Regions from separate parts of the Homo sapiens genome. Here region 2 is linked to region 1. Evidence: read pairs that join two places in POLR2A ChIA-PET (ENCODE). Cell type or tissue: B cell. All regions are shown on one strand. Links, peaks and the distances in the headings refer to the core of each region. The heading gives the core; the rest is flanking DNA. Region 1 overlaps RSBN1L (round spermatid basic protein 1 like). Region 2 overlaps PHTF2 (putative homeodomain transcription factor 2).

What was found. ChIA-PET counts read pairs that join two places held together with the same protein. Peaks named below come from ENCODE experiments on the same cell type or tissue, not always from the same donor. Only the 100,000 strongest peaks of a DNase experiment are listed, where the experiment ranks them.
Region 2: POLR2A ChIA-PET joins it to region 1 with 8 read pairs; 14 of 35 experiments call an interaction of 5 or more read pairs at or near these places.

The regions. Positions count from the first base shown.
Region 1 is chr7:77,705,114-77,709,512 of GRCh38, reverse strand. All of the region lies in intron 1 of RSBN1L (round spermatid basic protein 1 like), which reads right to left. Among named protein-coding and RNA genes, the nearest start is that of RSBN1L, 11 kb to the right of the region's middle. In B cell, for the core only: no CTCF peak of the experiment used is centred there; no DNase peak of the experiment used is centred there.
Region 2 is chr7:77,803,202-77,807,600 of GRCh38, reverse strand. All of the region lies in intron 1 of PHTF2 (putative homeodomain transcription factor 2), which reads right to left. Among named protein-coding and RNA genes, the nearest start is that of PHTF2, 6.6 kb to the right of the region's middle. In B cell, for the core only: no CTCF peak of the experiment used is centred there; no DNase peak of the experiment used is centred there; H3K27ac peaks cover 2,178 bases.

The sequences.
Region 1 (4,399 bases), core at 77-4,076:
TTTGAGACCAGCCTGGCCATTATGGTGAAACCCCAGCTCTACTAAAAATACAAAAATTAGCCAGGCGTAGTGGTGGGTGCCTGTAATTCCAGCTAATTGGGAGGCTGAGGCAGGAGAATCACTTGAACCCAGGAGGTGGCGGTTGCAGTGAGCCAAGATTGTGCCACTGCACTCCAGCCTGGGTGACACAGGAAGACTCTGTCTCAAAAAAAAAGAAAAGAAAAAAATAACTACTGCTATCTGCCACTGTAAGGAGAGTTCTAAAAGGGTCCCCTCCACACAGGCAGGCAGACACACATACACATACACATACATACACACACACACACACACACACACACACACACACACACACACACAAACAGAATCCCTTCTATGTCGAGCAGTTATTTTTAACCCTTACCACTGACTCACCACTAATTTTGAGTTCTATCTGATAACAAAACTCTAATATAAGGTACCTGCCTACATTTCAAACTCAGTTCTGTGGGCCAACTCTCAATTCTTCAGTGATATGCTTATTCTCTTCATCTGAAGCCATGAAAATATCTATGAATCCTTCTTTCTTGCTACATATTCAATAATCAAGATGCTTTATCATATATTTCTCTCTAGGTTTTCCTTGCCATGTCCAAGTATACCAATCATTTTATCAGTAAAATCACTTCATTTAACTAATACAGTAGTCTTCAATATCTGTCTCCAATTCTTCCCTCAGCCAATCCATCCTACACAATGCCAAAGTTATGACTGCTAAAATACCAATTTGAATATATTATCACCCTCCTAAAAAACCATGTCTTGCTGTTGCCCACAAAATAGTCTGAACTCGGCTGGGCGCGGTGGCTCACGCCTGTAATCCCAGCACTTTGGAAGGTCGAGGCGGGTGGATCACAAGGTCAGGAGATCGAGACCATCCTGGCTAACACCGTGAAACCCCGTCTCTACTAAAAATACAAAAAAATGAGCCAGGCGCGGTGGCGGACGCCTGTAGTCCCAGCTACTCCGGAGGCTGAGGCAGGAGAATGGCATGAACCCAGGAGGCGGAGCTTGCAGTGAGCCGAGATCATGCCACTGCACTCCAGCCTGGGTGACAGAGCGAGACTTATCTCAAAAAAAAAAAAAAATAGTCTCATCCTGGCAAAAGGAAGGCACACTGTGGCCAACTTTCAACTGCCATGCCATCTTAACTTCCAATTCCGTACAAAAGCATCAATCTTAGCCAGTGGTTCTCTTCACACACCACCGAACACACCACGCACCCTCCTGCCTCTACAATCTTATTCACACCATCCCACCCCCTACCCCAAACAAGCCTGTCTCCATCATCTCCATTTACCTAAATTCTACTCTTCCTCCAAAACCCAGTTCATTCATTTGGTAGTCTCACAACGCAAAGTACGATTCTGGATGAAGGTGACTTAAAAACAAATTTAACAAAGTTTGCAAGGTATTTGAGAACTGGGGCTCTGAAATCAGACTATCTAAAGATCTGAAACCTAGATTTACAACTTATTTTATATTTAAATTTTCTGAACTTCCATACAGTATTTATGAAAGGCTAATATCTAATTAAACTTTAAAGGACTTGTGAAAATTATATAAAACCACAGTATATGTAAAGTGCTGAGTACAGGTCTATACATTTTAGCTATTATTATTATTGTTTCTGTCCTCAAAGAGCTCATATCCCAGCTCATGGTGCACCCAAGTACTCACTGCATAAGCTTATGACCTATCTCGAAAGTGCTTGATATAGATGCCAGTCATCTATAATTTAAAAAAAGAAAGAAGTGCTTGACAAAGTTTACAAATTTTGGTACTTTCATTATTATCAAATGAGAAAATTGAGTAATAGTGAACATTTACTCCTTTAAGATATAAAATTCATCACTAATTCAACCAGAATATTATCCCAGGACATCTGCTTTCTATACATTGCTCCAATGACAAACCAGTGAAAGTGGCTCTGAGTTAAATATCTACAGGAAATATATACTCTTCTATAAAAAAAGCTAACAAAAGTAGCTACTTAAATATGCAATGCAAAGATGGCTGATAAAATTAATTTCTTAATAAAAAGGTATTATATATTTTTTCTTCAGATTAATCATTGAGAGTAAAGGAAAGGTCATAAATGATCACTAAAACAATACCTGCTCTGAAGGACTTTATAAAATCTAGTTCAAGGCCAGACACGGTTGCTCAAGCCTATAATCCCAGCACTTTGGGAAGCCAAGGCAGATGGATCACTTGAGGTCGGGCATTCAAGACCAGTCTGGTCAACATGGTGGAACCCTGTCTCTACTAAAAATACAAAAATTAGCTGGGCGTGGTGGCACACAACTGTAAGTCCAGCTACTTGGGTGGCTGAGGCATGAGAATCACTTGAACCTGGGAGGCAGAGGTCGCAATGAGCCAAGATCGCGCCACTGCACTCCAGCCTGGGTGACAGAGTGAGACTCTGTTTCAAAAAAAAAAAAAAAAAAATCTAGTTTAATGGGAATTCATACGGGTATACAGTTAATTTACATTAGCCAAGAGAGGACATTATGGAATAGAGATTATAATTCTAAATTATACACAGTATCATTAATATATATTTGCTATATTTAAAAACTGGCAGGGCTTTTTTATTTTTGGCCATGTTGCCAATATTGTAATAGATTACCAACTGTAATTGCCCTACTACAATCAATCTTTATCTACAAGCACTGTGCAAGTGGCCTTCCAAAATTCAAACTATGGTGAATTAAGAATTCAATAAAAGAGTTTACCAAAAGATTCTGACCATACAGGTAACAATAAACTTACAGTATTTACTCTGGTATCTGAAATCAAAATAGATTGCCAAATTTTAAACTAGACATAGGAGGAGCAATTTATACTGAATTTCCCACCCCCCAGAATAATTCATTTTATATTTAGAAATCATTTGGCATCATTCTTTAACCCCCAATGAAATGGTTAGGCTGGGATAATTAACAATATAATACCATTAAGGCCAGGCCTAGTGGTTCACACCTGTAATCTCAGCACTTTGGGAGGTCGAGGCAGGCAGATCACTTGAGGTCAGGAGTTGGGAGACCAGTCTGGCCAACATGGTAAAACCCTGTTTCTATTAAAAATACAAAAGTTGCTGGGCGCGGTGGCTCAGGCCTGTAATCCCAGAGCTTTGGGAGGCCAAGGCAGGCAGATCATGAGGTCAGGAGCTCGAAACCAGCCTGGACAACATGGTGAAACCCCATCTCTACTAAAAATACAAAAAATTAGCCCAACGTAGTGGCAGGCGTCTGTAATCCCAGGTACTCAGGAGGCCGAGGCAGGAGAATCGCTTGAACCTGGGGGGCGGAGGTTGCAGTGAATCAAGATCGCACCATTGCACTCCACCATGGGCGACAAAAGCAAGATTCCGTCTCAAAAAAAAAAAAACATTAAATAAAAAAGTTAGGCGGGCATGGTGGCAGGCACCTGTAATCCCAGCTACTTGGGAGGCTGAGGCAGGAATCGCTTGAACCTGGGAGGTGGAGGTTACAGTGAACCAAGATCACATCACAGCACTCCAGCCTTGGCGACAAAGTGAGACTTCATCTCAGAAAAAAACAAAAAAGAAAATGTTATTAAGTAAAAGACAATTAGGGAATTGGATATTCACAAAGCATCACCCCACAGATTACAAGCTAAATGCAAATATAAAAATGAACCATTACAGGCCAGGCGTGGTGGCTCATGCCTGTAATCGTGAGACCGAGGCAGGCAGAACACCTGAGGTCAGGAGTTCAAGACCAGCCTGGTCAACATGGTGAAACCCTGTCTCTACTAAAAATACAAAAATTAGCTGGGCATGGTGGCATGCGCCCGTAATCCCAGCTACCCAGGAGGCTGAGACAGGAGAATCACTGGAACCCGGGAGGCAGAGGCTGCAGTGAGCCGAGATTGAGCCACTGCACTCCAGCCTGGGCAACAGAGCAAGACTCCATCACAAAAAAAAAAAAAAAAAAACCATTACAATGGAGAGACCTAGTGGTCACCTCAATCAAGTAATCAAATTTAGCATCATTAATAATGGGACAATCTAAAGACTGTATGCCTCCTGATCCAAACGTAATATGAGTACCTAGGAAACACTCTCACCAAAATTGTTTAACTCGAATTTAATCAAGTCTTTATAGTTAACTTTCAATTTACATGAAATACAAAGTAAATATCACCACAATAAGACAATTATTTTAAAAATTATGAATACAGGAAAATCTGCATGATAACAGGTATGCTGGACTGGTATCTTCAAAAAGTCAATGTCATATTAAAAAGTCAAGGTACATGTATTTTATCACAATTTTTAAAAATAATTTTTTAACAAGAGCTAATCTGGAAAATATAAAAGCGAATCTAGACT
Region 2 (4,399 bases), core at 224-4,223, 98 kb before region 1:
TTGATATTCAGAATATATAGATGACTCCTACAACTCAGTAACAAAAAATCAAATAACCTGATTTTAAAATGGGCAAAGGATTTGAATGGGCATGTGCCCAAAGATGATATACAAATGGCCAACTAGCACACAAAAAGATGCTCAACATCACTAATTATCAGAAAAGTACAAATCAAAACCACAAGATATCACCTTACATCCATTAGGATGGCTATCATAAAAAAAAAACAGAAAATAAATATTGATGAAGATGTGGAACAACTGGAGCCTTTGTGCACTGTTGGTGCAACTGTAAAATGGTACAAAAAGATTAAAAATAGAACTATCATAAGATTCAACAATCACATTTCTGTGTATATATCCAAAACAATTGAAAGCAGAGTCTCAAAGAGATATTTACACACTCATATTCATAGCAGCACTATTCACAATGTGCAAGAGGTGGAAGCAGCCCAAATGTCCATCAATGGATGAACAAAACAGTACATACATATGACAGGATATTATTCAACCTTAAAAGGGGCAAATCTAAGAGTCTTTAAAAAATTATATGTATATAAAATGTATGTGTGTGTATGTGTGTTTAAATCTCTTTAAAAGAGAACTGACTAAAGCCAAAAGATCAACAATATTGTTTGGGATTTATAATATACAGCACAAATAACAGCACAAAGTTTCAGAAAGGGGAAACAGAGTATACTGTTAAAAGGTTCTCATAAAATATATGAAGTAGTTTTTTTACTCAAAAGTAGACTGTGATGATGTATACTAGCTACTACAAACAAAACTACAAGAAAAAAGAGCTATAGGCAAGTCAAAAAAGGTTATAAAGTCATAAAAATACTCAAAGAATCCAAAAAAGGTAAAAAGAACAGATGAAACAAAAAACAAATAGCAAGACGATAGACTTAAACCCAATAATATCAATAATCACATTAAATATAAATGGTCTAAATTAAAAGGCAGAGATTAGGAAACTGGATATTAAAAAGCAAGACCCAAGACCCAAAAGCAAGACCTATTTTTACGTGTATCTGTCAGAAACTCACTTAAATATAAACATAAAAAGGTAGAAAGTAAAAAGATGGAAAAAAATATCATGTTAACACTAATGAAAAGAAAGTCTGAATGGCTATACAAAGTAGATTTCAGAGCAAAACATATTACTAGGATTAAAGAGGTCCATTTCACAATGATAAAGGGATCCAATTGACCAAGTAATTATAACAATCATAAATATGCATGCACCTAGCAATAGAACTTCAAAATACATAATGCAAAAATTTAAAGAATCGCAAGGAGAAATCAGCAAGTCCACATTTATAGAGATTCAATACCATTTTTTCAAAAATTGATAAAACGAGTAGACAAAATCAACAAGGATATATAGAAGAACAATTCTATCAACCAACTTGACTTGACTTTTTTTTTTTTTTGAGATGGAGTCACCCAGGCTAGAGTGCAATGGTGCGATCTCACTGCAACCTCCACCTCCCCTCCCAGGTTCAAAGGATTCTTCTGCCTCAGGCTCCTGAGTAGCTAGGACTACAGGCACGCACCACCATGCTCTGCCACTTTTTGTATTTTTAGTAGAGACGAGGTTTCAACATGTTGGCCAGGCTGGTCTCGAACTCCTGATCTCAAATGACCCGCCTGCCTCGGCCTCCCAAAGTGCTGGGATTACAGGCGTAAGCCACTCCACCCAACCTTGTTTGACATTTATAAATTATTCCATCCAATATTCTTTTCAAGTGTGAATGAATCATTTGCCAAAGCAGACCATAATCTGGGCCATAAAACAAGTCTCAATAAATTAAAAATGATTCAAAATACACAATGTATGTTCTTTGACCAGAGCGAAATCAAGTTAGAACTAAGGAAAAAATATCTGAAAAATCCCCAAATATTTGGAAACTCATCTACATACTTCTAAATAACCAGTGGAGTCAAAGAAATCACAAAGGAATTTATCAAGGATTCTGAACTTCAATGAAAATGAAAACATATCAAAATTCGTGAGATGTAGTCAAAACACTATTTTGGGGAGAATTTTATAGAATTAAACACTCATTTTCCAGAAGAATAAATGTTTCAAATTATGAGCTAAGCTTCCAACTTAAGATTCTAGCAAATCAAGAGCAAATAAAATGCAAAATAAACAGTAGAAACAAAAATAATAAAGACGAATAGAAACCAGTCAAATTGAGGATAGAAAATCAACATAGAAAACGAAAAACTGGTTCTTTGAGAGGATCAATAAAATAGATCAATAAACCTCTAGCCAGGAGAATAGGAGAGAAAAGAGAAAAGACATCAGAGTCAGAAAGAGAGAGAGGACAGCACTATATGTCTTACAGATATTAAAAAGATTAATAAGAAAATGTCATGAGTAACTTTATGCCAATGAATTTAACAACTTTACATTAAACGAACAGATTCCTAGGAAAATACAAACTATCAATGCTAATTCAAGAAGAAATAAACTGAGTTAAGTCTTTATCTACTAAAGAAATTGAATTTGCAGTTAAAATCCTCCCCACAAAGAAAAACTAGAGCCTACCAAGCCTACATGTGCAAGTCACTTAGTATTGTCTGAAGTTTAAGATACATGGAAGGATCAAATATTTATTAATTATCATGTGCAGACACTGAGGATATAATTTTGATATCAGTATGTTGGTATTTCAACAAAATTATTCTGAAGGAAGCTGTGGGAAGAACTGATTCGTATAAGGCTAAATTAAAAGGAAATAAATGACAATAATTTGGGGACAATAATGAGGGTTTGAACTAAGTGCCAATGGTTGTTTTGTTTTTTCTTAATTGTGGGTGTTGGGACGAGGCATGATTGAAAGATAGATATTAGTAGATAGAGGACCAGATGAAGTGATTGAATGGCAATTAAAGATATGGAGAGGAACAGAGTAAGGACACCACATGACTCTTGGCTTGAACACTAAAAGAACCCTCATTAAGGTTGGGCATAGTGGCTCACGCCTGTAATCCCAGCAGTTTGGGAGGCCAAGGTGGGTGGATCACCTGAGGTCAGGAGTTCAAGACCAGCCTGGCCAACAAGGTGAAACCTCATCTCTACTAAAAATACAAAAATTAGCCGGGCACGGTGACAGGCACCTGTAATCCCAGCTACTCGCAAGGCTGAGGCAGGAGAATTGCTTAAACCCAGGAGAAGGAGGTTGCAATGAGCCAAGATCGCACCACTGCACTCCCGCCTGGGCAACAAGAGCAAAACTCCGTATCAAACAAACAAACAAACAAAAAACCCCTCATTAAGACAGAGACTACAAGAGTAAAATAGATTTAGGAACAAGAAGATAGGTTTATTTTTCAACAAATGATATATTCATACATTCAGCACCCAAAAGACACACAATAGACAATGGGATATATGGAATGAACACACAAGAAATCTGTGTAGATAAATCAGCTTGCTCTATCCCCCAGGATTACTTGCCATTAAAGCATTCCCATAACTATACAATTAATAGCTTTTCCTTGTCAAAGAATTTTAGAAATAAGTAAGAAAGTAGTCAAGAGATTTGAGAAAACAAGTTCCTCTCCCTATACACTTAATTCACAGCACTGAAATCCTACTTCATTTATTTTTTTCATTGTCATTTCCAATAGCAAAACCTTATTTATGCATTCCATCTGGTTTAATGAGTTTGATGTACTTTCTTCAGAAAAAAGTTGATAATGTGAAGCTCTCTTCCTATATTTTCCCTTCTTTTGTGTGGGTAAAATGATTATTCAACTCTGCCGGTTGAATCCTATTGCCTCCCTTTAAGGTTTTATTTGCTTGTTTGCCATTTTCTGGCTTCTCTTATTCTATCTGGAAATTGTTATTTTAAAACCTACACACACACACACACACACACACACACACACACACACGCCTGTTCAACTCAGTCAAATAACTGCAACAACCACTTTTTGAGCTAGTCTTAGAAATCAAGAATATGTCAAGTGCTTTACATACATTATCTCATTTAATTCTTAAAATCTCGCAAAGTAGGTAACTCCATTTAAAGAATAAATAAAACTGAACCTCAAAAATATTACATAATGAGTCCAATGTCACACAACCAGTGATGGCAGTATCAGGACTTGAACCTAGGTCTACAGAGCACCAAAACTTGTGCCACCTAATTTTCATAAATTTTCTGGTATCTGTAACAAATCCTATACAAAAGGTCTTACAAAAGTACTTTCATTCATGCAACAAATATGAATGCCTACATGTCTTTAAAATTTCTGTAGATATACTTTTAACAGCCCCTTTCTTGTACTGTTTTTGCAACTGGAAAGCTGCATACTATGCACTTTTCCCTTTACTTCCTCTCATTAAATGTCAAATTTAATCATGTTATGATTATTATCA